Regions from separate parts of the Homo sapiens genome. Here region 2 is linked to region 1. The links are chromatin loops, found by intact Hi-C in ENCODE. Cell type or tissue: Panc1. All regions are shown on one strand. Each heading gives the region's core, and the rest is flanking DNA. Links, peaks and the distances in the headings are about the cores only.

Evidence for each region. A loop is a pair of places that touch in the nucleus more often than their neighbours do. Peaks named below come from ENCODE experiments on the same cell type or tissue, not always from the same donor. Only the 100,000 strongest peaks of a DNase experiment are listed, where the experiment ranks them.
Region 2: it touches region 1 in a loop (4-fold over the local background); 9 of 110 quality-filtered maps call a loop at or near these places.

What each region holds. Positions count from the first base shown.
Region 1 is chr4:44,423,969-44,426,904 of GRCh38, reverse strand. All of the region lies in intron 1 of KCTD8 (potassium channel tetramerization domain containing 8), which reads left to right. Among named protein-coding and RNA genes, the nearest start is that of KCTD8, 23 kb to the left of the region's middle. In Panc1, for the core only: CTCF peaks have their summits at 879 and 1,082; a DNase peak (open chromatin) is centred at 1,090.
Region 2 is chr4:43,775,066-43,778,001 of GRCh38, reverse strand. No RefSeq gene overlaps it. Among named protein-coding and RNA genes, the nearest start is that of LINC02475, 240 kb to the left of the region's middle. In Panc1, for the core only: no CTCF peak of the experiment used is centred there; a DNase peak (open chromatin) is centred at 1,444.

The DNA of each region.
Region 1 (2,936 bases), core at 136-2,635:
CATATATTCATAATTGAATAGGCTTATAATTTTTTTACTATCTTTACCTAATTTTGGAATGAATATAATGCTAGATGGAAACTAGATTTGTTTCTTTCTCTGTTTTTACTTAAAAGGTATGAATTATTTGTTTCATGATGGTTAAGTGGAATGCAACTAAAAATCAATACGGCTAGGGAATTTGGGGGAGGAAGAGACTTGCCTTTTCAAGTTCTTTAATACTTATAAATATATTCGTTTTTAATTTCCTTTTATACCAATTTGAAATTTTTATATTTTTCCAGAAATAACATCTTTTGTCTAGGTTTTCAATTTCAGTACCAAATGGGTACTCATAATATTGTTTTATCATTTTAATCTCTTTATGTGTCAACAGTTATTTCTCTGTCAACTTCTGTTTTTTGGTTATTTCTATTATCTCTCTCTTTCTCTTTTTCTCTCCCATCCTCCTCTATTCTCTTCCTCTCTTGTTCTTATAATGTCATTCTTACTCTGAATTTTGTTCACTCATTTTGGATTAGTTTGTCAGAGTCTATTCATCTATCAACTTCCTTAAAGCTTCTAGTTTTTTAATTTTTCCTAATTTTTTTTGGTGGGTTTGATTTCTATTGGTTTTTACTAGCTTCTTGATTATTTTCTTCCTCTGTTTCACTGGGTTTCCTCTGTGGCCTTTTTAGAGCTTAATGATTGGCTCGATTTTTTTCTAACCCTTTTTCTTTCTTGATGGACCTACTTAAAATAACTTTCCTTTTACATGGTACCTTACAAATGTATCATACATTTTGACATGTATTATTCAGCTTAAATTCTCTTATAATTTTTCTTTCCTTTTTAGTATACATTATCTAGTAGTCTTTTACTTGGTTTCTAGACACTTTTTTTTCAAATTCCTCTTGTTATTTATCGCTAATTTTTATTGCCTTTGGTTACATATCTTTGATATAGATATGTTGTGACTGCTGGTTTCTGTCTGGCAAATGGTATGGTACAGACAATGACTCTTGCAAGACAATGTCCAGGAGATGCACTAGCTGGGTCCCTCCCCAAATTATCCTCTGATGCTGTGCCTGGCCACTCTTGGCCACAGGGTGTCATCATCCCACAAGGATGTTTCCCAGACTTCTTATAATGATGGATAGATTGCGTTGATAGATTTAATTCCTCAAATCTATAGCTCCCTCTATCTTTTGTCCTAAGGGTAAATACTGCCTCCCCAGTATTCACCCATCTTGTGCTAGTCTGCCATCTTGTCAGTAATAACCAGAAACTACTGGTATTTTTTATTCATTGATTCTTTAAACATTCATCAACTACTGCCTAAGCATTGACAATGTCTGGAATGGTTCTAGGTGCTGAGGATTAAGTGGCAAAAAGACACACTAAACATCTGCCTCTTGGAACTCGCACTTTTATTGGTAAAAAATATTTTGTTTCCAAGCCAAAATGAAATATCTCCTTATTTTTATTAAATGAAAAAGTAACTGATTTGTTAGATTTAATTTTAATGTAAGCACTGTTATATGATATTTAGTTTCAAGAGAAGTGGAAGACTGGCTGACTGCACCATTTTCTCTGTTATTTGTTTTCTTTCAGATGCAGGTAGGACAACATTAGTAAATCACATTTAACTGTGGAATTAATCTATGGTAAATGGGTTCTTCCTTTCCCAAATCAGAATGTTTAGTCTACAGGAGTGTATTAGTTTGCTAGGATTCCCTTAACAAAGTACCACAGACTGGATGACTTAAACAACAAAAATTTGTCACAATTTTGGAGGCTAGAATTCCAAAATCAAAGTGTAGACAGTGTTGGTTTCTTCTAAGGCCTCTCTTTGTGGCTTGCAGATGGTCATCTTCAGGTTTTTCCTCAGTGTATCTGTGTCCCAATCTCTTCTTATACAGATACCAGTCATATTGGATTAGGGCCCATCCTAATGAACTCATTTAACCTTATTTACCTCCTTAAAGACCCTATTTCCAAATGCAGTCCCATTTGGAGTCACCGAGGATTAGAACTTCAAGATGAATTTGGGAGGGTTAGGGAACTCAATTCAGTCCATATCAATGAGAACTGGGTAACAGCAAAGTGTTTATTAATGTTATTATAGCAAATGTTCCTGGTAGATATTTTCTATTGATTAAATTAGCAGAACTATATATCGTGTCCAATGTGTTTAGAGTTCATATTTTTAGGGTTTATATCATTTTCATGTTTTGGAGTTGATTTTTTAGGGAAACATTCATGTGACTCTCTGTTTAGTTTTTCTGGGCTAAAGTCTGAAACAATTGCCAAACTTACTTTTTGTGGACACACCTGACTTATAGAGAGAAAAACCTCATACATTATACAAAACAAGAAATTGTGTAATGCTTTCAGTAGATACTTCCCAAACAGTATGTAGGTGTCTTTAATAGTCTGTAAAACTTCATTCTTCTGTACTAATTTCTGTCATTAAGTATAGAGGTGAAATTGGTTGACAGAGAAAAGAAAATGGCTGTTTACATTGTGTATATATGATGGTCTATCTAACTGTATGAAAAAGCAGGGACCTATGCTGGGTTGGGAGTGAGAACATTTGGTTAGGACATGCCTGATACTACGTATAGAGACAAATACAGCTAAATGGCCAGACTGCTGAATGACCAGAGGAAGTGTTGGGGGATGGTGGTGAGAGACCCAGGATTGTCTTCTTAAGTCCATAGATAGGTATTTAGAAAAGACTGACTAACCCATACTGGTAAACATTGTCACCCCGTTGATTTTACACAATGATATTCATGATAATGACATCCATTGTTTATGGCATTCATTGTATAAAATCAAACTAGAACCCATTGTGCTGGACTAAAGATGGATAGTGTTAGACAAAACTTATAGAAACTACCTACCCAATACTGGTTTAGTAGATACAAATTCAGGATGAAATTATGTCATTT
Region 2 (2,936 bases), core at 241-2,740, 650 kb after region 1:
CTGCCAGCAAAGAGGACAAATAAAGGTGTTTCATATTGATCTATCTCTGATCAGAGATGAGACACTGGACATAGAATTAAAGCAGACTCTATGTCAGGTTAAGTTTATTTTCCCATGTAGGTTTAAAGAGCAGAAAATAGGAATCAGAAGTACAGTTGAGACAAATTGTACAAGATAATAAGACTTCAATGGGATCCAATACAAGCACTGAAACTACTCAAGAATATCTGTTATTGGAAAGTTCAAGTATGAAAAATGCATGTTTATTATAATAATATAAAACACATTTGCTATTTAATAGCTACAGCTACACAGTGGTTGAGACTTTCTGAGAAAATGTGAATAAATCACACCAACCAAGCCCAGAATAAAATACAGTTATAATATAAGAATATCATTAGGATTTGTCTTATGGCAATAAATCATTTTAATAAAACTGCTGTTAACAATGCACACTGAATAGCTTAAGTTTTTTTCCCCTCTAGGAGTTCTTGAAATAAACTTCTTGCACAAACTACATTAAAAAGTATTCTAAAAGACTGAGATGTATGATTTTTTTTTTAAATATGGAGTCTCACTCTGTCACCCAGGCCGGAGTGCAGTGGTGTGATCTCAGCTCACTGCAACCTCCACATCCCACATTCCAGCAATTCTCCTGCCTCAGCCTCCCAAGTAGTTCGGATTACAGGCACCCACCATCATGCACAGCTAATTTTTGTATTTTTAGTGGAGAAGGGCTTTCCTCACGTTGGCCAGGCTGGTACTCAACTCCTGACCTCAAGTGATCCACCGGCCTCGGCCTCGCAAAGTGCTGGGATTACAGGCATAAGCCACTGCTCCTGGACCTATAGGATTTTTTTAATACTAGGAGGTAAATAATTTTAAGTATATACACATGGGTAAAATGAAGAGTGCTACTAAAAAAATTAATACAAATATAAATACTTAGATATTTTCTACTAGTTTTACTAAATATTACAAAACAAAGAATAGATTTATAAACAGTCAAAGCAAATACAAGATGCTTCTAAATTCTGTAGAATTCTTTTATATGCACTGTCTACTCAGATAAACATTAACAACATTGACTAAGGTGAAAATGGCAAACTTACCCAATAACAATAATGTAATAATAAAGGAAAATATAATATCTAATTTACTAAATAATATACCATTTTAGTTGATCACAAGACAAAATTTTTAATACCAGCAAAGTAAAATATTCATGTAATGGTCCCTCATTACAATCATTTTACATTGTATTTGTCTAATGAAAAACTTCTTGTTCATACCAGAGTTATCTTATTGTTAATAAATGTTCTTAACTCAAATTACAGCTAAAATTGCCTTATAGGAAAAGGCATTTTAAACCAACATAGCGGTGAACATACTTTATTACTGAAATATACACATTTTTAGTGCCACCTATTGGTAGAAAAAAGAGATTTACATAGAATTATTTCATGTACATATTTGTAGAAATAGGTGATGTATAGTGAAAAAAAGCACCTTAAAAATATGAACTATTTTGAAATGGTTTTAAAATTTGCAATGGATTTGCTTATTGACCTATAAATATGATAAATTGCCCACTATTTAAGGAGGTTAATAATTAAAGAAAATAATTTCTGCATATGCTATTTTTTAAAACTATTTTAATTTTTGTGGTTTTCACATCTTTGCATTAAGAAGTTGAATATAAAATTCAGAGGTAGATTTGAATAGCTGGTTTTAATTTGTTTGGAAAAACATGTAACTACTGCCTATTGTCACATCCATGCATTGGTTAAATAACATAAATATTGTACTTCCTTGTTAAAATATCATATTTACATTGAATTTAGAAATACTTAAGCATAATCTTTGTCTGTCTTTGGAGATCCGATAACAACTTCCTTGAGAGTTTGAACGTTTGTTGACTGTTTATGATATATATTAGCAAAATATCATTACCATGCTATTAAATAGAGTACAATTATATATTATTAGGTACATTTTATCTGCTATTCATTCCTATTTTAAAAAATTGAAAAAGCATCCAAATAATGCATAAAATAAAATCTCAAATAAAATGCAATATGCCATTGGTAGTAACAATTGGCAGGGAGGATTAACTTCTTTTTTTTTCTATTTTTTCTTTTTTAATAATTTTTCAAGGATCATATGCTATTTTAAAAATCAAGATAAAATATTATTGAAACTAACTAGTGAATCTGTAGTAGTCCAATAAAAATTGACACAATGTCCAATTAATAACGAAAAAGTTGTGTCTTTCCAATTAACCAATAATATAAAAATAATTGGGTTTTTATTACTGTTGATTTTTAAAAAGTAGTATAGAATCATAGAGTTCAAATTTCCAATGATCCAGTGATTTATAACAAGTAAAAGCAATTAACAAGAGGGTTTTAATTACCAGAAAGTCTAATTTGTACCATACCTCTATCTGTATTAGAAATAATTTTGATTATATGACAAAGATCTTCTATAGGGTGTGCAGACACTAGGCAATTTTTTTTTTTTTTTTTTTTTTTTTTTTAGACAGAGTCTCACTCTGTCACTCAGGCTGGAGTTCAATGCCACGATCATGGCTCACTGCATAGGCAACAATTTTTGTGGAGCTCTTTTTATATAAACAATTTGGTGGACGGGGCAGTGGCTCAGGGGACAGTGGCTCATGCTTGTAATCCCAGCACTTTGGGAGGCCAAGGCGAGTGCATCAGTTGAGGTCAGGAGTTCAAGACCAGCCTGGCCAACAATAGTGAAACCTCCTCTCTACTAAAAACACACAAAAAAATTAGCCAGGTGTGGTGGTGCACGCCTGTAATTTTAGCTATTCACAAGGCTAAGGTGGGAGAATCGCTTGGACCAGGACCCTGGAAGCAGAGCTTGCAGTGAGCGGAGATCACACCACTGCACTCCAACCTGGGTAATAG